Linked DNA regions of Mus musculus: regions 2, 3, 4, 5 and 6 are each linked to region 1. A link is a loop called in an ENCODE intact Hi-C map of the cell type or tissue named here. Cell type or tissue: left cerebral cortex. All regions are shown on one strand. Region 1 holds the start of Atp5g2 (ATP synthase, H+ transporting, mitochondrial F0 complex, subunit C2 (subunit 9)). Region 2 holds the start of Map3k12 (mitogen-activated protein kinase kinase kinase 12). Region 3 overlaps Atf7 (activating transcription factor 7). Region 4 overlaps Atf7 (activating transcription factor 7). Region 5 overlaps Atf7 (activating transcription factor 7). Region 6 overlaps Eif4b (eukaryotic translation initiation factor 4B).

What was found. Peaks named below come from ENCODE experiments on the same cell type or tissue, not always from the same donor. Only the 100,000 strongest peaks of a DNase experiment are listed, where the experiment ranks them.
Region 2: it touches region 1 in a loop (9-fold over the local background); 5 of 42 quality-filtered maps call a loop at or near these places.
Region 3: a loop joins it to region 1, with 4 times the contacts of the local background. A loop is called at or near these places in 10 of 42 quality-filtered maps.
Region 4: it touches region 1 in a loop (2.7-fold over the local background); 16 of 42 quality-filtered maps call a loop at or near these places.
Region 5: it touches region 1 in a loop (4-fold over the local background); 17 of 42 quality-filtered maps call a loop at or near these places.
Region 6: it touches region 1 in a loop (5-fold over the local background); 2 of 42 quality-filtered maps call a loop at or near these places.

The regions. Positions count from the first base shown.
Region 1 is chr15:102,668,381-102,673,380 of GRCm38, reverse strand. It overlaps Atp5g2 (ATP synthase, H+ transporting, mitochondrial F0 complex, subunit C2 (subunit 9)), which reads left to right and starts at 2,334. Exons shown (of 5, transcript NM_026468.2): 1 at 2,334-2,363. Mir688 (microRNA 688) reads left to right here and starts at 1,515; the gene lies at 1,515-1,589. In left cerebral cortex, a CTCF peak has its summit at 2,179; DNase peaks (open chromatin) are centred at 913, 1,479, 2,227, 2,906 and 1 more place; H3K4me3 peaks cover 3,303 bases; H3K27ac peaks cover 3,055 bases.
Region 2 is chr15:102,514,715-102,519,714 of GRCm38, reverse strand. Map3k12 (mitogen-activated protein kinase kinase kinase 12) reads left to right here and starts at 2,711. Exons shown (of 16, transcript NM_001163643.1): 1 at 2,711-2,927. It overlaps Tarbp2 (TARBP2, RISC loading complex RNA binding subunit), which reads right to left and starts at 1,523. Exons shown (of 9, transcript NM_009319.3): 1 at 1,113-1,523; 2 at 424-593. The coding sequence starts at 1,165. In left cerebral cortex, a CTCF peak has its summit at 3,263; DNase peaks (open chromatin) are centred at 1,383, 1,625, 2,586, 3,079 and 1 more place; H3K4me3 peaks cover 4,166 bases; H3K27ac peaks cover 3,649 bases.
Region 3 is chr15:102,581,868-102,586,867 of GRCm38, reverse strand. All of the region lies in intron 2 of Atf7 (activating transcription factor 7), which reads left to right. Among named protein-coding and RNA genes, the nearest start is that of Atf7, 41 kb to the left of the region's middle. In left cerebral cortex, no CTCF peak of the experiment used is centred here; DNase peaks (open chromatin) are centred at 2,604 and 2,795; H3K27ac peaks cover 3,561 bases.
Region 4 is chr15:102,555,139-102,560,138 of GRCm38, reverse strand. Atf7 (activating transcription factor 7) reads left to right here. Exons shown (of 12, transcript NM_001310067.1): 4 at 2,561-2,679. Among named protein-coding and RNA genes, the nearest start is that of Npff, 33 kb to the right of the region's middle. In left cerebral cortex, a CTCF peak has its summit at 2,375; DNase peaks (open chromatin) are centred at 2,142 and 2,329.
Region 5 is chr15:102,544,609-102,549,608 of GRCm38, reverse strand. Atf7 (activating transcription factor 7) reads left to right here. Exons shown (of 12, transcript NM_001310067.1): 7 at 1,737-1,836; 8 at 2,342-2,455; 9 at 3,052-3,204. Among named protein-coding and RNA genes, the nearest start is that of Npff, 22 kb to the right of the region's middle. In left cerebral cortex, no CTCF peak of the experiment used is centred here; DNase peaks (open chromatin) are centred at 2,038, 2,722 and 4,624; H3K27ac peaks cover 2,045 bases.
Region 6 is chr15:102,078,629-102,083,628 of GRCm38, reverse strand. Eif4b (eukaryotic translation initiation factor 4B) reads right to left here. Exons shown (of 15, transcript NM_145625.3): 2 at 1,516-1,653. Among named protein-coding and RNA genes, the nearest start is that of Eif4b, 7.4 kb to the right of the region's middle. In left cerebral cortex, CTCF peaks have their summits at 2,970 and 3,561 (motif pointing right); no DNase peak of the experiment used is centred here.

The DNA.
Region 1 (5,000 bases):
CAGGAGATAACCGTGCAAGGACCCTTCACAATAAACAGTCTCACGGGAGCATGACAGAATTAAATTGCAGTGATCGTAACTATAATACTAACGATAATGATTATGGCGATTATTGAACTTTTACTGAGTACCAAGCCCTCTGCTAAAAGCTTCATGTACATTATTATCTCAATATAGGCTGCAGGGTAAGCGCTGTTATTATACCCAATTTTAAAAGGAGAGGGGAAAAATGACTTAAAAGGGTTAAATAACTTGCCCAAGGTCACATGTGATTTGGGAACTCAGGTTTGTCTAACTAAATCCTACCACTCGGGCCAGGGAATTATCAGACTCTGCAGTAACTTTTAGGAGAAGCCAGGGTTAGCTCCTCACAGGCCCTTTCTCTGATTCATCCTCCTCCGGGATTTTGTTAGCGATATATATACGAGATCTCTAAATTGTCGCAACCAACAGCTGCAACACCATTTGGTGGCGGCAGCTCCTAAGAACTATAGATTGTGCCTCTTAGGGTATGAAACTAAGAGCTACAAAGAATTCAGTTTTTGGCGGAGCGGGGTGTTCAGGGAACCTCAAGGGACCAACTCCTAAGCCCTGCTAGCCTGGGCCCCTCAGAGGGTGGCGGGTTTGCCTTTTCTCACACGGCATCTCACACTGCTTAGTACTTGGAAAAATACCTGTTGCTTCCTAAAGATCCCGGTTCTGCCCCTGCCCAGGTCAACAACTGGCACTGGAGGGAGATTTGGGGACCTCAGGAGAACCTGCGAGCATCCTAATCCAGCTGAAATCCAAGGTTTAGGAAAGGCGGGGAGTCCTCCACCCTCTTCTTCCATTTCTCCCCACACTTTCCCTCCCTTTCAGGAGCTCAGGGCCATAAAAATGCAGATGGAGGATCGGTGTGAAATAACGGGCCCATATAAATCCCTCTGCCGCCCGCCTGCAAGATGGATTGGCCGCATTGAAATTCCTCCGCGAGGATAATTAAACTCGGGGCCTCATCCGGGCAAAATTACATTCCTGTAATGGCGTCGCTCGGGGTCCCGGGAAATTGCTCCGTGGGCTTTCAGCGGCGGTTTTTATCGCCGGCCGGGGTGTGCCTGGCTGCGGCTCGCCTCTCCTCCGGGACCGTAAAGCTGCTGCCGTGATTTATCCTCCCCTTCTCCCAAATCCGATTAAATGGAGGAGCTTGGGGCCGGGGCGCCGCGGGGCCGGGGGCCGGGAGGGGGTGGCGGGAAGGACGGGGCCAAGGAGGGGAGGACAAACGGCCCCTCAGAGGGTGGCGGATTTGCCTTTATTTACAGCCGCGGCTTTCTTTTTATTTTTTTATGGGGGTTTGGTGAGCTCTTCCCGTCTTTCTCGCGCTGCGTCCAAGCACCCTAACCGGACAGCCGGGCTAAGGGGCTGGGTCAGCCTTGCAGCCGTCTGCTAGGCTCGTGCGTTCCTGCGTGTACACAAAGGCCTGCTCCAGGACTAGCGCAGGAAAGCCCCCGCCCACCGCCACTGGGGGAGGGACGGGCGAAAGGGCAGTGAAGAAAAGTAGGGGCTTGCTTGGGGAGAGCACCTCGCAGGCGACTACTTATTCCAGCTCGCCCCCCAGCAAGTCCGACAGGAGGTAAACTGGTCGCCTGGGGTGACTTCGCACCCCTACTGCAGGCCACAGGTGCGGTTATCCCTAATTGATCCCAGGACTCACAAAAGGGAGAATCAGGCCTTGTTTACCCCCCCAGTCTTATGACTCGAAGATGCTGGGTTTTTTTCATGCTTTGCTCATCAACGAGATAGGGAAAACAAAAATAAAAATAAGTTAAAGCAGAAACTGCCATGGCATTTTGCTAATAGCATTGGGCCAGTTCCCATCTCCCACCCAACGTTGCCAGTGTCCTGAGGGTGACAAGAAGCCAAGAGTTCTGTGATTTTATTTTCCCCTGCTACATTTTAGGCACTGAACCCCAATCCCTACTGTATGCTATAAACAATTTCCGAGTAGACTGGGTAGGGTGTTTTTTGGTTTTTTTTTTTTTCCTTAACTTTGCGCATGCTCGGAAAGGGGACTCGAGTCCAAGACTCCAAAAATGCTGTGCAGTCCACAGTTCCACCACGTTGCAGATCAGCAAGAGTTGGCGGCTCTTCCGTGCACGGTGGGCTCCTTTTGCAGTTTCTCCTGTTGGACGCCAGGTGGAGTGCTTGTCCCCCAAGACACCACCAACCTGGCAGAGGGAGCTGTGGCGTCCCGGCCGATCCTCTAGCTTGTGTCCACTCTATCCATGGAGAAAAGCGACTCGTTGGCTCCGGCCGCGCATGCGCAGAGCCTTCCCTCGCGCTTCCCGCGCCCCCGCCCCTCTCTGTCTTCTCTGCCCTGGGAGCAGGTAAGGCCTTGAGGCCTCGCGTCCTCTTCGTGCCGCGCAGGCGCGCGCAGCAGTACCCCTTGCGAGGACGCGTGGCCGCCCTGACCTTGCTAGCTCCCACGCGGGTCCCTGAGCCCTCGCGGTCCCGGCATCCCCACGCGGAGGGCTACCCCTTCCTCGTGCCGATGACCTCTAACCGCGCGGGCCTGGCGCCATCTTGGGTGTCTCACGGGGGTTGGGGGCTCTGCGGCCGGCGAAAGGCAGATGCTGGCGAGCGTGTTCTCTCCGGGCGCGAACCAAGGCTTTTATGGGTGCTCTTCGCTCACCCACACGCCTTTCACCATTGTCATGACCCCAGACTCTCCCCTCCTACCTTTGCCTCCCCTTGTCATCCTGAATCAAAATAGCCTTTATTTTTTATTTTTTTGAAGCTTGCAGACTTTGAACCTCAGGACCTCTGGCGCAGTCAAGCTAGTTCACCGTCCAAAGCCATCATCTCCCTAGTCAGCATCCTTCAGTTTGAAATAAACTGAACGTGGTAGAGAGTAACAGAACAGGCTAACCGGCCTGTGCACAGGTGGCAGGAGTGAGGCCTGAGCGAGGCCTGTTCCCTTAGAAACTGGTTGCCTCTAATGAAGGCCCTGACATACTAATGAAGTTAGAAATAAAATCTTAAATGGTGGAAATGGAGGTTTCTGTTAGGCAGCAAGCCCAGAAGATGGGAGCAATACGAGCTTTAGAATTTATACCTGCCAGCTAGTGGGAAGGTTTAAGGAACGGAATGGTTAAGTGGGGAATTCTCATTGTGGAGGGTTTCATTGCTCTGGTGTGGGCTTGCCCATATTAAGTGACCACTGGAAGGGCTCGCCGAATGATACGCTTGGGTTTATTACACACCAGCAACAGATTATACTATTCCATATGTTTGTAAACTATTAAATTTAATTCCCCTACTTTTTTTTTTTTTTAAGAATTGTTTACTGAGTTCTCTGCAAGCAAGCAGTGGGTTGGGCAGTAATTAGAGTATTGCCAGAACTACATTTTATAAGTTACCATGTTAAAACTTGTTTTTGGAAAAACGTCTTCCATTTTATTTTGGCTTCTTGACTCTAACCCACGTTTACCTCAAATTTATGATCCTTCTGCATCAGCCTCCCCAGTGCTAGGATCACTTGCACATACCACCATGCCTAACTTCAGACCTCCCTTTATTCACGTGTATGGTGACATGTATGCATGCATGCTGAGAGGTTAATGTGGGGGGCATTTCCACTCCACCCTCACCTTTCGAGACAGGATGTCTTACTGACCTGAAGCTCATCGACTCTGATTGCAAGCCAGTCAGCTTCAGGCCACCTGCTTCCATAGGTACCCAGCGCACGGGGTGTGGCAGGCACCATCATCTAAGCCATCAACCCAGCTTAAGCCTCTATTGCAAAAGTTTTAAAGAAGTACTGGGTTTCGACTCAATTAAACCTGAGTAGGTGGGCATCAAATCTGGGTTTAGGTTGCATAAAGACAAAAGGGAGGAGTTTGTTACAGGGTCGCACTGTGTAGCCAAGAATTCACAGAGCTCTGTCTGCCTCTCTGCCTTCTGAGTGCTGGGATGATAGATGTGTTCCACCGAATCCAGCAAAAAGTAAAGTTTTAGATAGAGCCAGCCTGAAGACAAACATTGGTCTAAAAGTAAAATTCAGGATTTACAAGTAGCATATCTGCCTTGGACAGGTTGCGTCCAGTGTACTTAAGGGAGTAGTGTTTAACAGGCCTATACTTTGAGCATCTTAGTTTATGGGCTATTCAAACTTCAGAGAGAAAAAGCAGGGGACGTAGCTTGGTGGTAGGACACGTTACCTAGATTGCACTAAGGTCCTAGGTTCTACCTCCAGTGTGGCCTCCCTCTGAGTGAAATTACAGAGTTACAGTCCTTTCTCTCTCACTGACAACCTGTTAGTGTTGTTGAGGCCATACCATTGTATACCTTAAATATAAAATGATTGGAAAAGTTGTTTAAAATATTGGCACCAGAGATCTTGTGTTTAGGGACTGGAGAGATGGCTCAGAAGTTAAGAGCAACTGCTGCTGTTCCAGAGGCCCCAAGTTTGGTTCCCAGCACCGGTGTGATGGTTCATAACCATCTCTAGGGAGTTCAGTGCCAGCTCTGACCTACCTTCTTGGGCACTAGGTGTGCATGCGGACAAAACATACATACAAATCTAAAAATGTCCTAAATTATTTTATGTGTGTGAATGTGCAGGTGCACATGTGCCTGTGGAGATCAGAAGAAAGCTCTTGGAAGTACTTCTTCCACTATGTGCTCCAAGAATCAAACTTGTTTTATCAGGTTTATAGGGCACATGGTTTTACCCTCTGAGCCATGCTGCTGGCCCAGTGACAGTCACTTCATATATATATATATATATTCCCTCAGATAATTCTGATTCAAGTGGACTTCTCGCTTCACTTGAGGAAGACACTGTCCTAAACCTTTACCTTACATATTCTTCCTTTGGATCTTGAAGACACAAAACTTAATACCCCTTAATGGAGTGGTGAAATTTTACAGTTGATGCTTATTAGATTAATGCTAGGGTTTCCCTCATTGATTGGCTGTATCTTGTTAAAGTAGAAATCAGTATTTTAAGGAGTGAGATGCTA
Region 2 (5,000 bases), 150 kb after region 1:
TCCCTCGGTAAATAGGAAATAGAGACAACTGAGGGTCTGAAGTCAAAGCTCTGCTCTGCCACTTATTACATGTGAACTGGAGCCTACCATTTAATTTCTCATACTAAGTTCTTCGTGTTCAATGTGAGGCATGAAGGCTAGCAGAGTATGTGCTCCCCCTAATACCCACGAGGAGTTCAATGTCTCATTTACTCTTCCTCTGGGGTGATAAAGTAGCAGATCTCTGTGACATTTCCTGTTCTCGCCAGTGAGTCTCTCGGGTCCCGTCCACCGTCTCACAGCCCTGTTCCAATCCTTCTTTCCCCCTGAAATATCTCCATCCCTCCCTGGCTTTAAAGGAGAGGACTGTGAGGTGATCGCATGATATTAAGCCACGGGCCCTGTGAATGCACACCCCAGCCAGGCTGCCCAGGCCTTCCTCACCAGTGCAGCTGGTGTCGCCAACGGTGACCCGAAAGGTGAAATTAGGTTGATGGGCTTGGCCCTCGGCTTTGAGAAGGTCGTACACGGGCGTCTTTCCTATTCTGGTCCCATACTCCTGAAGAAGGCTGATCGGGGTCTTGCCCGGGTTGGCGGCCAGCATTTGCTCTATGCTGGGAAGGGGCACAGACCAACATCACACTTCCCCTTTCGGCACCCACCTGGCAAATCACTGTCACATTAGACCTAGCCACATTATAGGGTCCATGAATTCCCAGGCAGTATAGCATCCATTGGCTGGGTTAAAAGTTAAGGTGCATGAGGGAAAGCAAGGTCCCAAGGCAAGTGGAGAATGTACTGTTCTCAGTTAAGGCGAGGGATCCTGTGCCGTGGTGCTGGTTGAACGTGCATTTCCCCCGACACAATACAATTCGGGAACCCAGTACCCACCAAATACACTGAACGTCGGGGCATAAAGCCCAGGGCTCTAGTGCAGTCTGGGAATCAAGCCAACCCCAAACTAGAGCTGGAGGCGTTGGCCACAGCCCCAGTGCATGCCGGGAACCTCTGCCCACTACCCCAGTGCTTGCTGGGAACAACCCTCAGGCCAGGTGCATGCTGGGGCCGCGCCGCCGCCCCTCCTCACCACCTCACACTTTTCGTCCTTCAGGAATCCAAGCGAGGCAGCTCACCTGGGCAGCCCGCAGCCTGTAGTAGTGCCGGAGCCCTGATCCTCTTCACTCATTCCCTCCTCCGTCCCCGCGGGCGCCACCGTGACTACAGCCTCCACGCACCCCAGTACACCGCCGAGGAGCTAGGGCCGGGGCCAAGCCCGGAGTCGCGGCCGGTAGGGCCCGCCGCGGGGCATGCTGGGATCTGGAGTCCCCCGCCCACTCGGCTCCTTGTGTCTTCTTATGGATCCGAGCTACCCGCCCCACAACCCTCAGCGAGACTCGCCCGGGCATCTGCACCGCCTTCTGGGAGGAGCAGACCCTCGGCGGAAGCTTCCCAAGCTACTACGAGTGGGTTGGGTTTTTTGTTTTTTTGGTTTTTTTTTTTTCCTAATGTCATTCCCGCCTTCCTCCTTGCGCACCGCCTCCTCCCAAGCCGACACTGTGAGCATGCGTATTAGCTGCGTGTAGGCGGCCAGGGGCGGGGCGGTAAGGTCTGTCTCCCTGAGAGAACTACAGAACCCAGGCGCCAGCGCGTCATTCGGGCGCCGCTGCGGGCTTCGCTGCTTTATTGGCTATACTGAGAGCGACTTCCTGTAGGCGCTTGCAGATTGGTCACTTGGCCCAGAGGGCGGAGACGAGGAAAGGTGTAGCCTTCTCCTTGAGGAAAGGCTGTGATTGGCCGAAGTCCTTTTGCTGCCCCAGAGGGTGTGCCTTACCTGGCCACCCCCACCCCAGAGCTCTGGGGTTTTATAAGTCCGGAGTTCTCCTCAGACCCGGTCTCCCAGGCTGTAGCGTAAGCTTCTCAGCACTCCGTGTCAAAAAACCCGTTGCTTTTCTGTGGCTTGTCCTTCGCCTCTCTTCACTAACTCCACGCAGCCTGACAGGGTTCGTGCCTCTTTAGATCAGCCCTAGTGAACCTCTTTTAACTGTCCCGAGAATCATTAGATGGACCTTCTGTGTTTAGTCTCACCTGAAAGAGCACAGGAATAATTAACGAACTAATATACGCGCAGAGCTTAACGATTACCTTTGGCTCTCCAAAGCCTTGATACCACCAGAGTGAAAGAAATATGGGAAATCTTGTGACCTTGGACAGAAGGAGAAAGTGATACCACGAAAAACGTGATTCAAAGAGTGTTTTTTAAAATGGGTCTAGGATAAGATGTCTTGCTAGAAAGGAATAGGGTTAGAGGTAAGAGGAATCAGTAATGAAAACGAGCGATCGGTCATCCAGGAGCACAGAAGTGGGAAGGGACCTACGGCTGGGTGGATTCCAATTGGGTGAAAATGGAGCAGCGACGAGGGAAGGCCAGCTGGAGATGTCGGTATGACAAGGGACCAGTGCCAGAGCGTTGTGTATACTGATGGACTGCGCTCTCGGGGTGTAGGAAAGAATCTGTAAGACAGGTCACAAGGGGATCCTACAGATTCCGCATGAGGACCAAAGTGGAACTGCCGTAGAACACCTCCAGGAAGGAGCCTGGATCGCGCCGGATGGCAGCCACAGGCTCCTTTAAGAGGCCGGCGACTCCAGCGCAGCATCCCCCGCTCAGGGCGTGTCCGTCCCGGGGGGCCAGGGGCGGGGGCTTTGGAAGGAGCGGGAGTTCAAGTCGAGTGGGGACGGGGCTTCGAGTAGGGGGTGGGGGCTAAAAGCTGGGGCTGACACCCGTACACCTGAGTTCCACACGAGCATCGCCGGTGACAGCTCTCCAGGTCCGGTGGAGGGCAACGGGGGGAGGAGGGAAGGAGGAGGAGGAGGAGGAGGCGGGAGCAGCATCCGGAGCGGAGCTGCAGCAGCGCCGCCTTTTGTGCTGCGGCCGCGGAGCCCCCGAGGTGAGAGCCTGGGCGACTTGTGGGGGTGGGGGGCAGGGATGGGTTCGGGTCTTGGGATCCTGGCGTGGAGGGAGGGTCGGGATACAATTGTGGCGTGGTGGGGGAGGAGGTGACTCGAGGATGCTGAAGCTGTGGTATGAAGGAACTAGAGCCCTGGACCCGACGCCTGGAGATAGGAAGGAACCGGGCGAAGCTGAGGGATGCGGCGGCCCAGCTTGGAGACCAAGAGCCTCCAAAGCTGTGGTGGATTATGCGAGGATGAGGGTGGCTAGGGGAAGACCTAAAGGACAGCGGGCAAGAGCACGTCCTCTCCTCCTCAACCTCAGGACCTAGAAAGGAGGGAGAATTGTGGCCCCCTCCAGGGAAGGGATGGAAGGGCAAGGCCTAATATACCCACCGCCCCCCTCCCCCACTCCTGCACCTAATAGGCTCTACCTGAAAATTAGGCTGCACCTACACCTGCATGCCCTGGCAGGGCCCTCTCCCCCGTCCATCTGTAATCCCTCTAATCTCCAGCTGTGGCATTCCCTACCGTCCAGCTGTTGCACCCCGTCCTCCATTTGGATGTAGTTTTCTCTCTCTTCTGCCTGCTCGTCTCTGGTTTCCTTAACCCATTTCCCTAGTCAGGCGCTTCACAAACCTCCCTTTTTCTCACACACTCACCAAACTCCTTGGCTTACAATCTTGGTAGGCAAGGCTTTGGCTGAGGGTAGAAAGAGAAGAGGGGTGGGTTCCATAAACAGTAGTAGGGCTGCAGGGAGGAGCCTTGCGGCTCTCTGTCTTCTGCCTCTTTGGCCTTCAACCAAAAGAGCATGCACATGAGGTCTCACACACCCCAGGCACCTGGAGCCTCACTCTAAACTCTCTTCTGATTCTCCCAGCCGCCTCGTGGTTTTCAGGCAGAGGGTCATCCCAAGCTTACACCAGTAGCAAGAATTTGGAAAGGAAACAGCCCAAGTTCCCTCTGGGCCTTGCTGTCCAAACATTAGTGTTTACAAGTTCAAGAGTGCTGCCATCTCTCATGGAAAGTTATCTGGGCCCCAAGTTGGGTCTAACCAACTGTTGACTTCCAGGAAGACCCCAAGGTCCAATACTTGCCAAGTCCTAGATCTTTGGTGGATGGAGGTGGAAGATGGAAGGTGTGGCTGGGGTTTCCTAGACTTCTTCACAAGAGCAAAACCCTGTTAAAAGCAGTTACTGCTCTGAGTCTCTGGGAATGGGGGTTAATAATAAAATGATAGAGAACACGAAATTCCAGCACCCACCTCTGCCTTTGCTGCCCATGCCTAGGGAGTAAGAGAATGGGAGGTGGCAGCTTTTCTAGAATCCATTGAAAGGATGCCAGCAGAGGACATGGTGGCTTTAGGAGAGTTTGTCCATTTGCCCTCAGAAAGCCCGGTCATGTGTGAACCAGGATAGGGGCCATGCTGTTCTGGGGCATAGGGAGCTCCAGAGAAGAGCCCTGTTCTTCAGTTTTATCTATTTATTCATGGTATTAGGAATTGACCCCAGGGCCTACATTCTGGGCAAGCTTTCTACCACCAAAGTACACCATTGGGTTGTTTGTTTGTTTGTTTGTTTGTTTATTTGTTTTCAAATTTTTTGAGACAGTGCCACTAAGTTACCTCTCAGGGCTTGAACTTTAAATTCTCCTGTCTCAGCCTCTTAAATAGCTGAGCCTTTGAGGCCTGTGCTGACAGACCTGGCAGGTCGCATTTTTCTTTATTTTCCTTTTTTCTTTTTTTCTCTACCTCCCTTTCTTCCTCATTATTACCTCTTGTCTTGAGGAGGTAAACAAAGGAAGCACAGAGCATGGTGGCTGGTAGAAGCCTCAGCACAGTGGAGGCAGGTGGAGACAAGTGGATCTCTGTGAGTTCAAGGCCAGCCTGTCTACACTACAAGTTTCAGGGTAGTCAAGACTACATTGAGTCTGTCTCAGCAAACTAAAAAGAAAAGACAACTTTGTATCAGGGTCTAGTGGTGGTTCAGGTGGTAAAGGCCTGACAAACATGCATGCAAGAAGCAAAGACAAGACTCTGGGTTCCATCCCTAGCATAAAGCCTGCCTGCCATG
Region 3 (5,000 bases), 87 kb after region 1:
GGTAGGCAAATGCTCTTGTGGTGGTGTATGCATGCTATGTTTGTATGCTAGGACAGGTGAAGGCAATTTTAGACAAACAAATAAGCTTTTCATTCTTACCCCCTGCTAAGATTTTTTTAACTCAAAATTTCATTTAATAATTCATATTTTACTCAATAATTCATTTAGTTCCCATCTGGTAGGGGTGACTGCATGCTGTCAGGCAGCTGAAAATATACTACATGATACACAGTTAGGCCAAATGTTAGCCTTATTTTTGTAAAATGTTGATTTTGCAATAATTTCCAGTCCACTTTTGAGAATTCTGTAGTTGTATGTAACCTGTGATGGAACTGGTCTACAAGTATGTATTAACACAGAATTGGGATTAGGTTTAAAAATGCTCAGAGGCGTTAAGGACTAAGAATTAACTGGTTTCTTAAAGTCAAATCTGATCTCTTGATGCTCTTCCTAAACACATGTTACTGGGTTATTTTAGCTCTTTGTGTTATATATTGTGCTATTATTAAAAGCATATAATACATTAAAGCGTCCTTGCTTTAGCCTGTTCCCTCCATCCCCACCAAACAAACAAAAATTAAATGATGCTGTATGAATATAGTTGGAGCTATAATTAGGAAATTAAACTGAAAATTTTTCATTCATTAACTCTTGTTTTTCCTGCATACAACTGAGTATTTAAAAAGAAATGGGAGTGTTGGAATTTTTGTCAGAGCATTCGTGTTACAAATAAAATAAGATCCTGTATCTTTGTATTTCAATAATTCTTCCTAAGCCTAAACTCCTCCTCACACCCATCTATCTTACTATTTACTTATTTCTTTAATACTTTTTAATCAAACTGATGACTTTATAAAGCGCCTGGATCTCACAGTCTCTTCTTTCACTTAACTCACTTTGCCACCATTGCTAAACCACATATTGCTAGAGTTTTAACTGGTTGGATGCTATCACTGTGTAGAACTCATCATTCTTTAATCAAATAATCTTTCAGCCAATTCAGCATATTAAAAAAGAAAAGCCTGGTGTTCTCGCTCTCTCTAGTTAATGCGTTTCTTTAATGCGTATTGACTTGCTCAGCAGTCACATTCTGTCTGAAGTCCTTGTTAAGGCCTCTCTGTATGTGGATTCATAACACATCTGTGTGTACATCAACAGTGCGGTATAAATAATAATAAGTAATCACCAGATGGCCTGTAACTGCTCCTCTGGACCCTCTGGGTCTCTTGAAGCTGTTAGTAAAGTCTTCTGGCATTTTGCTGGTGAAAATTTGTCATAGATTTATTTCTAAAAAAATTCAAACTCACAACTGGGTGTTTAGGACTCGATGTTGCTGTCTGTGTTGTAAATATTTAACAGGCTGTGCACAATGGCAAGTAAAGGCCATTATGTACAGTGCACAGCACACACAGCGGCTCTGAAGCTTCTCTTCCTCCCAGCTATGTGAAGAGGAAAAGAAATGTCAATAAACTGCATTATGACCAAATGTGAGGTGCTTTCTGGAAGATTTTTCTTAAGAAAGAAAATGTCAACATTCTGCTCACAGGATTGTAATCAGGCTGAATTAAGCTTTTCAGCGGGTAACTTCAATAGCATACTATGTATTTATAAATTGAACTTCTGATATTTTGAGAAAAGCTCCTTCAGAAGTACTTTGGTTAAATCCTGGGTTTGAGCTTAGTTGAGATTTTAGCAAATAACAAACCTTTTTAAATGAGTTACAATGACCGGTATTAGAAATGTAACTCAGTTTCAGGCCTTAAACTTAAGACATTTATTGTTTTCCTAATATTATTTATAAAACAAACATCTTTATTTTTGTTCTCATTTCATAAATTTTTATGGAAAGGGTTTGTATTTTGTTGGGGGAAATTCTGTCCTGTTTTTTCATAGCATTTCACTCTTACTGGTCCCTTTGCTTCTGTACCTGTTACAGGACTCAGCACAGTTATGCACATTTACGAAATAAAATGGGCTTCATTACTACTACGTTTATGGTTCCCTTTTTCTTTGTTTGCTATAGATAATCAAAACATTTTTCACCAAAAATTGAGTATCTTCCCTTTCAAGCCTCATTTTCTTTCCTCTTTTAATTGTTGAATCTGTTTAACCAACGAGGTATACTGTCCTTTAAACTGTAGCACGTGGCTCTTATTTTTTTAGTAAGGATGTTTGAAGGAAAGCTTTTCTTTTGAATTCTCATCCTGAAGAGATGATACAAACTATGAGGGAAAATGTTAATACCTTATTTTAATGACATTTTGCCTTTTAATTTTCTCAAAATTATCATGTTTATAGATAAGATTTTAAGAAGGGGGATGAGATTTTAAGAAGGGAAATACCATGAGGGAAAAGATTTGAGACAATATCTTTGTGGTTTGCTTTTGAAATTTCTTTGTACAACAAAATTTGCTATTTAAGATAGCATCTAAGATGCATGGGTAAGAATCTGGATTTCTAGCGATCGTGTGAAGTACAGACAGAATGAGAATGAGCTTTGTGAAATTAGCTCGTTTCCAGTCTGGCATCTCCATGTGCTTTGTGTGGCTGCTGACTCTGCGGGCAGATTGAAGTACTGAACCAACTTCTGTTCTAAATGTTCAAATTGCCAGCCACCATTCTGGCTTTTAAATCTTGTTCACATCCATGATGCCAGATTTTGAGCGAGCATAGCTGTCTTTTACATCCCAGACAGAATTTGTAATTCCCTGTAATTTAAGGAAAGAGTTTTTCCTTTTTACCTTTGAAAATCTCCGAGTGGCACTGCAGAATAAATCTAGCCTTGCTTTGTCCTTTGCGTCATTGTAGAAAGCTAAGCACTCCATTTGGTATTCAGCAGATTGGCAGTCAGAATTGCAGCTCTGCTTATGAAAGACGCAGTGTCTTGAAGAGCCATGAATACTGTTCTAGAAAAAATTTGTCCTGGGGCAAAAGAAACAGCTCCTTATCTTCCCGAGGGCCAAATCTTTTGATACTAAGCAATTATCCCTTGACTTTCCTGAAAAAATAGCTCAATCTACCATAGAGATTGGCACCAGCACAAATTACAGTGCCAAGCTGATTCCTTAGCCACATGGAAAGGCATTGGTGATGCCAAAGGCTTAATGGTGGTGATTGTTCTGCTGAGGATCTGTGTCCCGTGTAAGCCTCTTGGCTTTTCTACCTCTGAGGGAGATAGCTTTTGATGTTTACCCACCAATCACCATAAGACTTCATTGTGAAAGGGCCAGTGTCACATCCTCCTTTCTTCAAGTTTCCCTCCTTGTCCTCTGTGGGTTGAGAACAAGCTATAGTTTTTCTTTTCCTTTCTTCTCATCTCTTCTATGTCCTTCTTTCTTTTCTTTCTTTCTTTCTTTCTTTCTTTCTTTCTTTCTTTCTTTCTTTCTTTTTTTTTTTTTTTTTTTGCATTCTTCTTATCGTGGTTCTTATTAGCCCCTGTCCTGGGTGAACATTACTAAACAGTGTTTCCTTTTTTTAAATTAATAGACTTTATTTTTTAGAGCATTTTTGTATATGTGCTCTTTCTTCCTTCCTATTGTTGTCCTCCTTATTTTTAAGATAGGGTTTCCTGTAGCCCAGGTAGCCCAGGCTCATCTCAGATTCACAATGAGACTTTGTCCTTGGTCCCTCTAGTGTTGGGGTTGCAGGTGTGTCCTATCGCACACGGCAGGAGCTTGGGTGTTTTAAAATATATATTATATATATAAATAAATAATATCATATTTTGGAGGTGTATGATGTAAGTGTGGTGCATACATGCCATTGTATGTTTATGAAGATCAGAGGACAGTTTGGAGAGACCTCACCTTGTTGAGGCAGGGTACATAAATATACAGTACCCACACCTTTAGTCCCTGCACAGGGAGGCAGAGGCAGAGGCAGTCTGATTTAATTACAGACAGAGGCAATCTGATTTACAGGAGGCAAGGCCTGTCTGGTCTACAGACTATGTTTCAGAATGCCCAAAGCTACACAGAAAAAAAAAATTCTGTCTCAGAAACAAACAAAACAACAAAAACAAAAAAAGGATAACAGGTGTTAGACACCATGCTCAGTTTATGATGTTCTGGAAATTGAACATAGGGCCCCCTGCTTTCCAGGCAAGCACTGTACCAACTGAGCTAAATCTTCAGCCCTATTAATAAAAAATTTAAAGACAATTTTAGGTTCATACAAAATTAAGTAGGAAGTAGAGTCCTCATCTATCCCCCACCCATGAGCACAATGTACAACTTCTCACTATCAGTCCACTGAAACACTGATACATTTGTTATATATGAGTAACCTACACTGACACATTATCAGAGTCAGGAATTTACATTAGAGTTCACTCTTGATGTTGCACATCCTATACGTTTTAACAAATATATAATGACTTGTTTATGTCATTGTCACATCATATGGAACAGTTTCACTGTCCTAAAAATCCTGTGTTGTGCTTGTTCATCCCTCTCTCCCAGCTACCTCTGTTCTTTATTATCTTCATGATTTTATCTTTTCCAGAATATCACAACCTGTAACCTTTTAAATTAGCTTCTTTCACCTACCAATATACACTTATATTCCTTTATAGCTTTTCTTGCCTTAAGTAGATCATTTCTTTGTAGTACTGAATAATATCCTAGTTTTGGGATGTCAGAGCTTATTTATCCATTCACCTAATGAAGGATATCTTGGTTGCTTCCAGCTTTATGTAATTATGATTTCAAACATGTACAGGGTTTTATATGGACATATATTTTTAATTCATTTAGGTAAAAACCCAAGAGTACAATCACAAGATCATTTGGAAAGAGTATGTTTAGATTTTGGAGGAATAGTCAGACTGGAGCCTTTGAGAAGGCTCAGCAGGTAAAGGTGCTTGCTTCCAAGCCTGACAGTCTTTAAGTTCCTCATGATAGGAGAGAAAACGGACTTCCTAAAGTTGTCCTCTGACCCTGACCTCCAAGTGCCATGGCATGTATGTGCCTACACACACACACACACACACACACACACAC
Region 4 (5,000 bases), 110 kb after region 1:
AGTGAGTTCCAAGGCAGCCAGGGCTACAAAGAGAAACCCTGTCTCGAAAAACCAAAACCAAACCAAAACAAAGCAAAACAAAAAACAAATTAGTCGTTACATTCTGGTCTTATGGTCACAATCTCTCACTATGCTTTCTCTCTAAGGTTAACTAGCTTTTCAGACTTTCCATAATAGAGTCTCATAGTACTTACCCAATTTTATGTGAAAGTTTTATGCATAAAATGCCAATGTTGTCATCTAAACATTGTTTTCTCCTAGTCCATGTGTGATAACCTTTCTCTGTGCTTTCACCAGCATTATTTCTCTCTCTCTCTCTTTTTTTTTTTTTTTTTTTTTGGTTTTTTGAGACAGAGTTTCTCTGTATAGCCCTGGCTGTCCTGGAACTCACTCTGTAGACCAGGCCTGCCTTTGCCTCTCAAGTGCTGGGATTAAAGGTGTGCGCTACCACTGCCCAGCTTCTCGTAGCTCTTAAAGCTCTTCTCTCTACAGTCCAACACTATTTCCCAAGGCCTGGCTCAAGCCCTGCTTGAAGGTTTTCCTAACAACCCTAGTAATTAATTAATGTGTATTTATTTTATGTTTATAGTAATTTTATTCTGCATCTCAAATAGCACTTAATTTTTACCCATTGTGGTGCTATCTACATATATTAGTTTTACTTCTTTAAAAAGCATTCTCTTGGGCTGGTGAGATGGCTCAGTGGGTAAGAGCACCCGACTGCTCTTCCGAAGGTCAGGAGTTCAAATCCCAGCAACCACATGGTGGCTCACAACCATCCGATCACGAGATCTGACTCCCTCTTCTGGAGTGTCTGAAGACAGCTACAGTGTACTTACATATAATAAATAAATAAATCTTTTAAAAAAAAAAAGCATTCTCTTATTTGTCTATAGAAATATTCATGTCTCATATTTGCTTATACCTTTATGTCTTCTCCAAATGTGCATCTAAGTTTATGGATGTAACACCAAAGCATACAGAATTATTCAGTAAACATTTAGGAATCATCAGAACCAATTAGGCTTGTTAATATATTTTCAAATTTTTTGTTCAGGAACCAGAAGCAGTTGAAAGTTAGAGGCCACCTTGAAAATGAGAAATCAGGTTTAATATAGGGGAGATTTTAAAATTAAACCAAGAAATGCACATGGGCAGCAGGGTATAGGAGAAGTCCCAAGTTCTTCTCCTGCCCTCAGTACTGCCAGCCGCCCTTTTCTTCCACTTGAGGTGTGATTTGTGTTACTGAGGATGGTACCGCTCTCCTCACTGTAAAGAGGAGTGTGGCTTTATCTCCAGCTAACCACAGTATCCAGAGAACCTTTTACAACTAGTTTAGGAAATAGTGGTAACTTTTCTAAAGAGTTTAATTCAGAAGAGGTTTTGTTTAAGTTTAAAAAAAAAAAAAATGTTTTCCATGGAAAATCCCACTGGACTATTTCCAGCTAATCATGCTAAAAGGAACAATTTCAACACTAGGTCTTTGCTTAAAATACAATTGAAACATTATTCTGTGCCTGTCAGTCAGTTTAGTTGTTTGGGATAGACGAATCCTTGAGATCATAAGCACATCAAAGAATCTAACAAACTAGAATTAGGCCCAAGAACAAGGTTCATCTCTAGAAAAGCAGCAGGGTGAGGGAGAAGCTATGACCTGAATGAAGCTCAAGTCACTTCAGAAGTTCCCTTAGTTTATGAAGAGCTCTCACCTCCTTAAGAACAAAGAAGCTGGTCTTTGTGGCGCATTGCTGTAATCCCAACACTTGAGAGGGAGTGGCAAGAAGATTGTAGATTCCAGGATCACCTGGACTTTTCTCCAAAAAAAGGAAAGAAAAGGCAGAGGCAGTGTGTTAAGAAAAAAGTTTGCACAGCCCCTGTGGGGATACTTTGACCAGCAAACCTAAACCAAATAGCCTGGTTTCTGGATTTTGTTCTGGGCCCATCGTGTCTCTGAAATAAGCGCTATTGTTTGTAGTTTCCTTTTCTAACTCATGATACTACTGTCTTGTTCCCTCGTCTCTAGTTTTCTCTAGAATGGCCTCAGAAAGGGACAGACCTTTCAGTGGCACACAGCCACCATTCCTTATTAGGTAGCTTTAGTGAGCAAACTCAGCAATCTGATCCTCAGTTTGTGCTCCGTCAGATTTTAACACCCATCTGTTTCTGTCTACTCACTATAGACCTGGCCTGGTGTGTGACTAGAAGGGAAGCATTGCTTAACTTCAGTTTTCAAATCTAGAGGTTTCATGAATGATTTGTTTTATTGGGGCTGTATTTTCATTGGGGTAAAAAATGTAAATCCAGCACTGAGAGATAGTGGATATCTGGCTAGTCACACAAACATTATCCTGTCTGCCCCTGCTGGCCTTGAGACAGTACAACACAGACACCCTGTGGTAGCTGAGAACCACAATCCATCCACTAAAACTCAAAAAAAAAGCTTTGCCCTAATACAAATTCACTATCTCCAAATAGAATAAAAATACAATCCCTGTGCACTCTCAAATTTTAATCTTATATTAAAACTAAATATATTTTTCTTTTCTTTTTATGTCTACAGATCAAACGCCTACTCCAACTAGATTCCTGAAGAACTGTGAGGAAGTGGGGCTCTTCAATGAACTAGCTAGCTCCTTTGAACATGAATTTAAGAAAGCTTCTGATGACGATGAGAAAAAGGCAAGTATGGCTGAAGAGACTTGGGGTGTCCTCATTATGCCTAGGAAGAGCTCCAGCCATATCAGTGAAGAGGTCTCACCATTTACCTGGACTAGCCTTGTGTCACTATGTAGCCCAGGCTGACCTCAAGCCCATGGTGATCCCCTTGCTTCATTACACTGAGGCCTGGGATGACAAGCATGTGCCACATCTTACCTGCCATTAGGTAGAGTTCTAGTTGGTGGACCAGCAAAGGTCTGTCTTCACCAGAACACAAATGTTCCTACCCTCCAGTAAGTCATTAGTTAATATATTTTGATTAATTTCTCTGTGGGTGTGGTATATGTATGTATCTGTGTACTCATGTATATGGAGACCAGAGATCTAAACTGAATGTCTTCCTTGTCTCTGTCCACCTTATATTTTGAGGCAAGGTCCCTCAACAAATCTAGAGCTCATTTATTCAGTTAGGCTTGCTGGCTAATGAGCTCCGGGGATCTGAGAATCTCTGATCTCACCAGACTACTGGAAACATTAGATGCTCTGCTTTTATACGGGTGCTGGGGTCTTCACTCGGATTATCAGTACTTTTCTGGCAGTTCCCTTAATAATAATCTATTTGCTTCCCTTGTGAATATGTTGAAGTTATTAAAAGAATATGATTTGGGGGATAGAGAGATGACTCCGAGGTTAAAACTGGTTGTTGCTCTTCAGTTCCTAGTACCCATGCTGGCAGCTCACAACCACTCCAGGAGTTTTGACACACACTTCTGGCCTCCTCTAGCACTAATATACACATGTTGTACATGTAAATAATAATAAAAAATTTGAAGAATATGAGTTGGGGCATTGAGGGAGGGGGTTACAGTCAATTCAAGGTCAGACTGAGCTAAATAGTAAATTCAGGTGAGTTGAGCTAGAGAGTGAGACACTGATTCAAACAACCAAACAAAAGTATGAATTGCTCAGATTTTTATTAGGTAACTTTTTTTTTTTTTTCAAATTTCCTTTGAGGGTACTCAGTGTTAGGGTGTTAACAAATGAAGGACCTGAGCCCACCACCACCCCCAATTAAGAAGCAAAGAAACAAGTTCCGCTGTTTGTTTTTGTTTTTCCGAGACAGGGTTTTCTCTGTATAGCCCTGGCTGTCCTGGAACTCACTCTGTAGACCAGGCTGGCCTCCACTGCCCTGCTAGTTCCACTGTTTATAAATTGATGGCTTGGAGAAATTTTTTTAGTTATTTACCGTTTGTTTGTTTGTTTGTTTAGAAAGGGTCTCACTGCTATGTAGCCCTGTCTAGCCTCAAACTCATAGACATCTACCTGCCTCTGCTTCCTAAGTGCTGGGATTCTAGACGCCTTTGGGTTATTTTTATTCAGTTATCCAGACAACAGATGTGTTGAATTTCCTCTCTTTTTTGTTTCAATGTGTGTGATTTTGTGTTTAAGTAGCATCCTAGTGCTGCTTGATAATACCTAGGGCAGTGGTTCCCAACCTTCTTAATTATGTGACCCTTTAATACAATTCCTTGTGTTGTGGGGACCCTCAACCATACATTTATTTTTGTTGCTACTTCATAACTGTAGTTTTGCTACTGTTATGAATCATACAGTGAAAACCTGATGTGCAGGATGTCTGATAGGCTACTCCTTCCTGTGAAAGGGTTATTTCAGCCTCCCCATCTGTATTTGCCACACTTAAGAGGCTGAGGCAGGATGGTTACCACATGTTTGTGACTCAGTCTCAAAATAAAATGAGGTTATTCTTACTACCTTACACAGGAGATCAACCTGCATGATGAAAGATGTCACTTTAGAAACATTTCAAGAAATTGAGAAAGTTTTTGCTTAGAATAAAGATTTAGTATGAATAAAGTACACTCTTGAAATACGTCAAGGGGTTTTTATGTAAAGGAGGGATTCCATGCCAGGAATCGTACACAGTTGTAATCCTAGAACTCAGTAAACTGAGGCAGAAATGTCTTAAGTTTGGCTACCTAGGCTATGTGGTAAGACTGTTTCAAGCAGCCTGGCTTGAATGCATGCCTTTAATCCCAGCACTCAGAAAGCAGAGACAGACTGATTTCTTTGATTTTTTTTTTTTTTTTTTTCGAGACAGGGTTTCTCTGTATAGCCCTGGCTGTCCTGGAACTCACTCTGTAGATCAGGGTGGCCTCGAACTCAGAAATTCGCCTGCCACGCCCTGCTGATTTCTTTGATTTTTAAGGCCAGCCTAGTCTACAGAGTAAGTTCCAGGACAATCAAGGCCACACTGTGAAATCCTTTCTAGAGAATGGGGGGAACCAATCCTGTTTGTTGATTTTATTTTTTTTGTCTTGTTT
Region 5 (5,000 bases), 120 kb after region 1:
TAGTTCTGGTATCTTGTTAATCACAGCTGATTCTTCAGCCCCAGCTAACCAGAACCACAGAATCTTCACAATCAAACTAGCAACGGCCCTGAAAAAAAGTCTTTAATCTTCCCTCTGAAATTTCACAAGCCAGGCCTTCATCTTCTGCACTGTTCTCAACATTATCTTCCAAGCTCCTACACAACTTTGACAGAACTCTTAACACCGAATGGATCTTCTGGCCCAAAGTTCTAAAGTCCTTCCACAGTCCTCCCCAAAACATGGTCAGGCTGTCACAGGAATACCCCACTATGCTGGTACCAATTTGTCTTAGTCAGGGTTTCTATTCCTGCACAAACATCATGACCAAGAAGCAAGTTGGGGAGGAAAGGGTTTATTCAGCTTACACTTCCATACTGCTGTTCATCACTGAAGGAAGTCAGGACTGGAATTCAAGCAGGTCAGAAAGCAGGAGCTGATACAGAGGCCATGGAGAGATGTTACTTACTGGCTTGCTTCCCCTGGCTTGCTCAGCCTGCTCGCTCTCTCTCTCTTTTTTTTGAGGCAGAGTTTCTCTGTATAGCCCTGGCTGTCCTGGGACTCACTTTATAGACCAGGCTGGACTCGAACTCAGAAATCCGCCTGCCTCTGCCTCCCGAGTGCTGGTATTAAAGGCGTGCACCACCAAGCCCAGCTCAGCCTGCTCTCTTATAGAACCCAAGACTGCCAGCCCAGAGATGGTCCCACCCACAAGGATACTAATTTCCCCCTTGATCACTAATTGAGAAAATGCCCCACAGCTGGATCTCATGGAGGTACTTCCCCAACTGAAGCTCCTTTCTCTGTGATAACACCAGCCTGTGTCAAGTTGACACACAAAACCAGCCAGTACAGCTGGCCTCAAGTTCTCATCATCCTGCTTTTTATTATTATTATTATTATTTTTAGTTTTGGTTTTTCCAGACAGGGTTTCTCTGTGTAGTCCTGGCTGTCCTGGAACTGGGGTGCGCCACCACTGCCCAACCATCATCCTGCTTTTGCTTCCTGAGTTCTGGGATTGATAATGAAGCTGGCTCCGGGAATTTATTCTTACGTACCTAAGAAAATGAGTTGTTGAAATTATTTCCTAAAATAAAACATTTTATTTGTGGTAGAGATGTTTAATCATCCCAAATTCCTAATAGAGTTAACTCATAGCCATTGAATTCAATTAATTTGAAAGGTATAAAGGTATTTCTAGACTGTGGGGCTTGATGTGTAGCTCAGTAGAGCACTTTCCTGGCAGGTCCAAGGTTCTATTAATCCCTAGCACCAGAAAAACACCAAGGCTTTGTAGGCTAAGGCAAGTAGACTAGGGCTTGCCTGATGTGTCTAAAGCATTTTTGTTTAATCCCTAGAAAACAGACTCATTTCTCACCATCTGTTTTTCCATGTTCAAGAGAATGTCAAGGTTTTATAGTGCTACTCTATACCGTCCCCAATGAGAAGACTGTAAAAAACATTCTCTGATTGTACAAGGAAGGCCAATAGGCAAAGGGTCAAGGCTGTGATATTTAGGGGCTGGAGAGATGACTCAGTGGTTAAGAACACAGAGGTCCTGAGTTCAATTCCCACAACCACATGGTGGCTCTAACCATCTGTAATGGGATATGATGCCCTCTTCTGGTGTGTCTGAAGACAATGTTTTTGTATATATTCATATATAAAATAAATAAATCCTTTAAAAAATATATTGTGATATTTCATTTCTCCTGCAGATCTCCTACTGGCTCCCTCCCTCTCGTCATGCATCTTGCTAATGGACAGACCATGCCTATGTTGCCAGGGCCTCCAGTACAGATGCCTTCTGTTATTTCGGTGAGCTTTGTAGTTGAGCAGCCAAACCTACCAGCACACCGATTCCTCCTTTCCACCTGAATGATCATAACCCCAAGACCCCAGGGATATGTGGGCCTGGACTGTATTAGTTGTGTGTGGCAATGTGCCCAAACTCTTCACTAACCTCTGCCAGTGCAACACTGTGAAGCACTAGACAAAGCTTCATCTGGACAGTTGGCTCCTAGTCAAGGAGTTGATCTTGCCAACCTGCTGACTGGTTGACTTCACTCACCCCATAGCTTCTCCTGCACTGCTTACCCCTTTCCTGAAGATACACTCTCAGTCTTTCCCACAGAAAAGGACTGCAGAATGAGGTTCCTTACTCTGTGGTACTCCTTAGGAAAGATGATTTCCCAGGCTATCCCTGCTTGTCTTGTGAGCAGGTTACACAGAACAGACCCTGACATACCAATCTCAAAAACACTTGATTTGGGGAAAACAAATGCTACCATATCTCCTGGTTTTGATCCTTCTCTTGATTTAGCTGGCCAGACCTGTGTCCATGGTGCCCAACATTCCTGGTATACCTGGCCCACCGGTTAACAACAGTGGCTCCATTTCTCCCTCTGGCCACCCTATGCCGTCAGAAGCCAAAATGGTGAGTATACCCTAGTCTGGAGTACTTCTAATTGTTGGCCTTCTAGAAGAAGTAATAACAGTCTAGATTTTTCAAGTGAACCAAGCAAAGGAACCTTCTGAGGTTTGCATAGCTAAAGATATTCTGCTGTGGGGTTGGAAAAGACCCTGATTTCTAAGTCTCCTGTCCCCACCCTTACAGCCTGGCACAGGCCATGGCACAGGAAGAAGCAGCACAGATTGTTTGGAATGGAACACTTGCTATTTCAGTTCCAGGACAACAGATGGAGGGGGTGAGTGGGCAGGGGAGCTGGCCAAGTGGTGAATAGCTGCGTAACTAGCATCTGGCCAGGTTCCAGGAGAGAGCTTTCATGTGGGACCTATTGCTTCCACAAGCCCCAGTCCCCAGCTGTGCCCAGGATAATAGTCAGGGAACAAGAGTAGGCATTTCAGGGATCCAGGTGGGCACTTTTCTCTTCCTGTCATTTTCTTTTAGTTCCCTGTTAAGAAAAACTTGGGGCAAGAATTTTAATTATAAGATCAGTAATACAATCAGTTCATCCTTCCTATCCTTGACAGAACCTCACTCTTGCCTTCTTAAATAATCTTTCCACATAGAGACTAAAAGCCACGCTGACCCATCAAGTTTCTTCAATCAATGGAGGTTGTGGAATGGTGGTGGGTACTGCAAGCACCATGGTGACTGCCCGTCCAGAGCAAAACCAGATCCTCATCCAGCACCCAGATGCCCCATCCCCTGCCCAGCCACAGGTCAGTTGTGCCCTTGGACGAGCACTGCAGGTGTGCTGCCCCTACTCTTTATGTTATATCTGTTTTTCAAGAATCATGAGATGGGAAAAGAATAAATTTAGCTTTTGGGGTAACCAGCTATTTGGTAGATTGACTACAGCAAAACAAACTATTCATTATCTACCTTCATGTTAGGCATAAATGCAAACAGCTTGAATTATGCAGAGCTTTTGCAGAAGAGGCCTCTGTATCTCCTGCTTATCTGTTAAGTCATAACAAAAAAGTTATCACGGGGCTGATGAGATGGCTCAGTGGTTAAGAGTGCCGACTGCTCTTCCAAAGGTCCTGAGTTCAAATCCCAGCAACCACATGGTGTCTCACAGCCATCTGTAATGAAATCTGATGCCCTCTTCTGGAGTGTCTGAAGACAGTTACAGTGTACTTACATATAATAAATAAATAAATTTAAAAAAAAAACAATCTTTAAAAAAAAAAGTTATCAGTCACCGGATTAGAGTTTATGGCATAAGACTCATAAGAATATATTAGGGGCTAGAGAAATGACTTAGCAGTTCAGATCTGCTCTTCAGATTTGAATTGAACTGCAGAGGTCCTGAGTTCAATTTCACAGCAACCACATGGTGGCTCATAACCATCAATAATGTAGTCTGATGCTCTCTTCTGGTACTCATACATAAATAAATAAATCTTAGGGAAAAAAAGAATATATTGATACTGGGACTGGAGAGATGGCTCAGCAGTTAAGAGCACTGGCTGTTCGTCCAAAGGACCTGAGTTCAGTTCCCAGCATGGCAGCTCACTACTGTCTATAACTGTAGTCCCATGGGATCCCATAACTTATTTTTTTGTTTGTTTGTTTGTTTCTCATTATGGATGGTTGTGAGCCACCATGTGGTTGCTGGGATTTAGACTCATGACCTCTGGAAAAGCAGTCAGTGCTCTTAACCGCTGGCCATCTCACCAGCCCCCATAACTTCTTCTGATGTACATGTAGACAAAACACCCATATACATACATAATTAAATCTTTTTAAAAAAGAATATATTAATACAATATATTGTTATAGTAGTAAAATAGATGGTTCATTAAAAACTAAGAAAACACATACAAAAAAGAACTTTCATTACCAATCCTCTAGTCCCTTTTCATCACAGAGAAATTAAAATAAAAAAAAAATTTTTTTTAAGCCAGAGGAGGACCCAGTTAGTTGCCTAATCTCTTCTCAACAAGGTCTCCATTTTAATACAATTCTTTAGGAACTGAATAGCTCCGGTTCTTGTAATTGTCTCTACTGGACAGGTGACAGCGACCTGAGATTGGTGTCTAGAATTACATTCATTGCCTCGTCTCTGTTTTACTGATGTCACCACCTGCTTCATCAGCTACCACCACATGTCCAGGCATTTCATGGCCATATGCTGCCATAAACCTTGGCCAACAACATGAGCTTTCATTTGTGTGTCTTCTTAGAAGCTGGGGCTTCCCACCATTCTGAGCTGCTCATTCCCCAAAGCCAGCAGCAGTTCTGGACACAGTAGAGCTCTGCCTGAGCTGGGTGGTCTTCCTCTTGGAGAAAGGCTGCAGCGCCCTTGTCAATCACTGCTGAGTTCTTGCTTTCTTTTTTTCTTAGCTTTTCTCATTTGTATTTAGTTTGGAATATTTTAAGGGAGAGATCTCAAACTCATGACCCTCCTGCCTCAGCCTCTTGACAGCTGAGGTTAAGGGCATGTGCCACACTCAGCTGCATTCCTTGAAGAAAGGCTCTTTATACTAGGATCCAAGCAGGGTAGATCTTT
Region 6 (5,000 bases), 590 kb after region 1:
CAGCAGTTAAGAGCACTTGTTGCTCCTGCCGGTCTCAGGTTTAATTTCCAAGCACCCATATGGTGGCTGGGATCCAACAGGCACACAATTATTACACATAAACAAAGAAAAAAAAAAAAAAACAGAAAGTAAGGAGTACTCAAGGTCTATTTTGTGGATCTTAAGGCCTTTGACTGCTTTCTCTCATTTCACTCTTTAAGGAATCTATGAACCAAATCCTTCACATGTTTACTATAAAACACTTTAGCCTGAGAAGCCTGCGACACTGTTCTATATACAGAAAACAAAACTCAGTGAAGACAATTATCTGATGGTAAAGCATTTGACCAGGATCCTCTCTACCTCAACACGCTAAGCACTCTTGACAGCTCTCACTCCCACATGGGCGGGGCTTGTGTGCTCTGCCCCTTCCCCACCTTTGCTTTTGTGAAGACAGTGTGTGTCTACCCTGGGGCTCGAGGCCTTCCTGTCTCTACTTCCCAATCCCAGGAATTACAGCTCATACCACCTTACCAGGGCTTCCTCAAGATTTGTCTTCCCCCCAAACCCAAACAAAAAAACAACTATCCTAGTCCTGGTCCCTGAATTTGTATTTAGTTTCAACATTTAGAGAATATATAAGCTATATAAAACTTCCTGTTTTCATTATAAAAGAGGCCACACACAAAGTAGTCAATTTGCAATAAGTTTTTTGGGGGGTGGGGTAGGAATGGAGAAAGAAAACTGGCTAGACTGATGAAGCCCTAGGTGTGGTATGCATGTCTATAATTCAAGTACTAAGGAGGCAGATGTGAACAGATCTCTGATAGCTTGAGATAAGCCTTGTCTGAAATATCAAGTCTAGGTCACATAGGGCAACAGGAGACCTTGTCTGAAACACAAAGCCGAAACATATATACCCTAACCAAAACCAAGGCCAGGCTGGGTGGCGCAAGCCTCAATTTCAGCATTCCAGGACAGATGATCTCTATGGATTCTACGCCAGTCAAGGATTCATAGTGAGCTCATACTCCAAACACCACCCACCCACCCACCCAACCAAAACACCACAAAGCTTTTAGGTTTTCCTTATGAGTGATATCACAACGCAATTGACAAAGTTGTGTATATTCAGCTGCTGGCATCAAGTTGAGGTGAAAATAGGCTGAGGGAACAAAATAGGAATTAACTACATGGGAAATACAGAACAGTCACGATGTATCCCTTGAGCTAGCCTTACACATTTAGAGTACCCTGTAACAGACAGAGTGAGCGCACCACCACACCTAGCTGCTCAGTCTTAATAAATAGCCAGGCCCAGCATGTGATTATGCTCAAAGTTCACTTTAGTTTGAAAGTCAACCAGAGATTAAACCCAATACCCTGAAACACATAAAAAATTTCAAGCTGTACAAATTAAAATCCTTTCTAATCACAAACGAGGCAAATCATGGAATACCATTTTATTTAGAAAACAGTGAACTTTTAATTTTAAGCACAATGATAGCTCCAAGGACAACAACAAAGGGAAATTACCATCTCCTTCCAGATCGTCTGTTTCATCAGCCCAGCTGACTGGTTTGGGGACATAGGTGCTTCCTCCACCAGTTCCTCCATCCTCAGCTAGAAAGTCCGTTAGGGAGATGGTCTTCCCCTTCTTATTCTTCTTTTTTGCTGAAAGAGAGAAAGATTACTCAAAGACAAGTAAGTACTTAAGTCTTATCCTGAACCATTAAAGACATGTAAAGAAATCAACAAAGACCTACCAGATAACTGGATTGTGGAATTCACATCATAAAAGAATTGTTACGCAGATATAAATGTGGAGAAAACACAAAACATTCAAGAAGTCAGGCATAATATTTGAGACAGGAGAGGACAGTTGTGTGTGTGTGTGTGTGTGTGTGTGTGTGTGTGTGTGTGTGTGTGTGTGTGTGGTGGTGGTGGTAGAGAATAGCTCATTTGCTGGCATAGAAGCATGAAGTCCTGGGTTTAATCCTTACTATATAAACTGAGTGTGGCAGGATACACTTGAAATGCTAGACTAAGTAGGTAGAGGAAGGAAGATCAGAAGTTAAAGGCCATCTTCAGCTATAGGGTGAGTCTGAGGACAGCCTGGTATACACGAGACCCTGTCCCACAAAACTATAAATGCTTAAGTATACAACATCTTTAGGTATAGAAAAGGAAAGCTATCCATTAATACCCTTTGGGAAATATGACTACAATGGAGAAATCCTTCATTTATTACTAATAGACAAATAAGGCAAAGGCCTTACAACAAATCACTCTCCAGTTACATTGGAAATTTTTAGCCAGGCAGTGGTGGCACATACCTTTAATCCCAGCACTTGAGGAAGAGGCCGGAGGATCTGAGTTGGAGGCCAGCCTGGTCTACAGAGAAAGCTTAAAAAACCAAAGAAAGATAATTTAATTTAGAAATGACTTACAATGGGAAAAAAATTGCTATATAAACCAAGGTAGCATTGAGTTCAGGGATCTAAGTGTTTCTGTTTTACCATTCCTGTAATAAAGTGCTTTCTAAAAAGTAAAACTAACAGACTGGAGTGGTGGCTCAGTCATTAAGAGCCATTTGTTGCCCTTACAGAAGACCCAAATTCAGTTCTCAGCACCCATAACTCCAGAGGATCTGGCCCCTTCTGAATTCAAACATGCAGGTAAAACAACTATATAGATAAAACTAATCTAAATTCTAACATGCTAGTATATACACTGCTCCTTAAATACAAAGAAAACCAGTTCCTACTTACATGTAACAGTCTCTAGCTACACAAAGCTATACAATACTTTATGTGTATTGTCTACTTGTTAAATAACCACAGGGAAGACTCAAAAAATCTATCCAGAGGGAAGGAAAGGAAACCTCAGGTATTTTCCTAGCACATGAAGGGCTCTTCCTTCAGGACACTGAATAGGAAATAACTTCTATGGCAGGTTATCATAGCCACGGTAAAATGCCTGCTGCCCCCAGTGGCATTTGAAAGCATTTGATTAAATGGCATGCAAATAACCTGAATTCTCTGTACCTTCAGAACTTCAGACCCAGCACAGTCAATTCAAGGGACCAAGAGGAGTTCTAGAACAAAGTCACCACCAGGCCATTAAGGGGGGAACTTCCCCTAAAACCAAAACCAAAGCAAAACCATCCTACCTGGCTGGGTAGGAATCGGCCTGTTAACTCAGTACCATTGGATGATTTCAAGTTTGAGGTCAGCTCTGGTAACCAGTGACTGTTCCCTCCTCCAAAAGTTAAGAGCTTTGCTATTATCCTAATAGCTTCATAGTTGTCACTATGCAGTCCTGGCTGGATACATACTCTGAGATCCGCCTGTCTCTGCTCCTCAAGTGCTGGGATTAAAGGGATGGTTCACCCAGCAGCTTCTTCTTCTTCTTTTTTTTTTTTTGGTTTTTCGAGACGGTTTCTCTGTATAGCCCCTGGCTGTCCTGAAACTCAAGCTTCATGTTTTTTTTAACAATCACGAGTCCTTTCAATTCTCACCTTTCAACTCAAGAAAGAATATATATTTTAAAAGATTTACTTATTATTATACACAAGTACACTATAGCTGTCTTCAGATGCACCAGAAGAGGGCGTCAGATCTCATTACCGGTGGTTGTGAGCCACCATGTGGCTGCTGGGACTTGAACTCAGGACCTTTGGAAGAGCAGTCGATGCTCTTACCCACTGAGCCATCTCGCCAGCCCTCAAGAGAATATTCTAATTCGATACACTAATGCTTACTAAAAAGAAAGTTGCTTTTTCAAATTCAAAAGCTGTTGGGAGAAAATAAAGGTACCCTGTTTTGCTATGAATGCTACAGACAGCATTATGTATGTAACAACAGCCTCAAGTGTTAGAGGTTGAATGTTCAACCCAAATGAAGAGATGACTATAAGTCAGTCCTTTTTTAAAAAAAAGTGACTTAATGCTAATGTGACTCTAAAAAATTGATAGTCTATCAGTCAGATCACATGATCCTTAGTCTGTTCAGTTTCTCTGAATCAGTTGTTGACTATGCCATATTTCAAATTCTAAGGTTAGACTACCGAGGTCTGGCCACTGGATTGAGCTACAGTTAACTTACTGTGTTTGAAAATACTTCATCAGAGGCTGGGTCCTAAAGCACTCGCTCTGTTCCAATTCACATGCAGACATGTGTAAGTTTTGTGCCCCACCCCCATGCATCTCCAGCGGACCACTAAACGCCCAAGCAGCCAAGAATGACTTTGAACTCTGATTTTCTTGCTTCCACCTCAGTATTGTGATCACAGGCATGCACCACCAAACCAGGCTGACAAGGTAGGTGCTGGAGATTGAACCCAGGGACTCTGTGCACTCTAGGCCACTGAGTTAACCAACAATAAGATCACTTGTGCAATACAAGGTAGACTATATAAGACTACATGTTGAGCAGGGTGTGGTGGCGCATGCCTTTAATCCCAGCACTCGGGAGGCAGAGGCAGGCGGATTTCTGAGTTTGAGGCCAGCCTGGTCTACAGAGTGAGTTCCAGGACAGCCAAGGCTTTACAGAGAAACCCTGTCTCGAAAAACAAAGCAAAGCAAAACAAAACAAAACAAAACAAGACTACACGTATGAGCATTTGCTGATTGATGTTTTTATTATGTGAGTCCTAAAACTGTCCTACAGTTTATATTTACTTGTATTTAGTTGGGCTGGTGAGATGGCTTAGTAGTTAAGAATACTGGCTGCTCTTCCAGGTCCCAAGTTAAAATCCCAGCAACCATGGCGACTCATGACAATCTATAAAGGGATCTGATGCCCTCTTTTGGCATGTACATGCAGACAAAGCACTCCTACATAAAAATATAAAAACATGAGAAAACTGGGAAGGAGGGGTAACATTTGAGATGTAAATAACCAATGAGAAAAGCATGAAATTCCCTGGAACTGGCATTACAGACAATTGTGAACCACCACCTGGGAGCAGGGAATTGAACCCTGATCCTCTGCAAGACTACCAAGCACTCTTAGCCACTG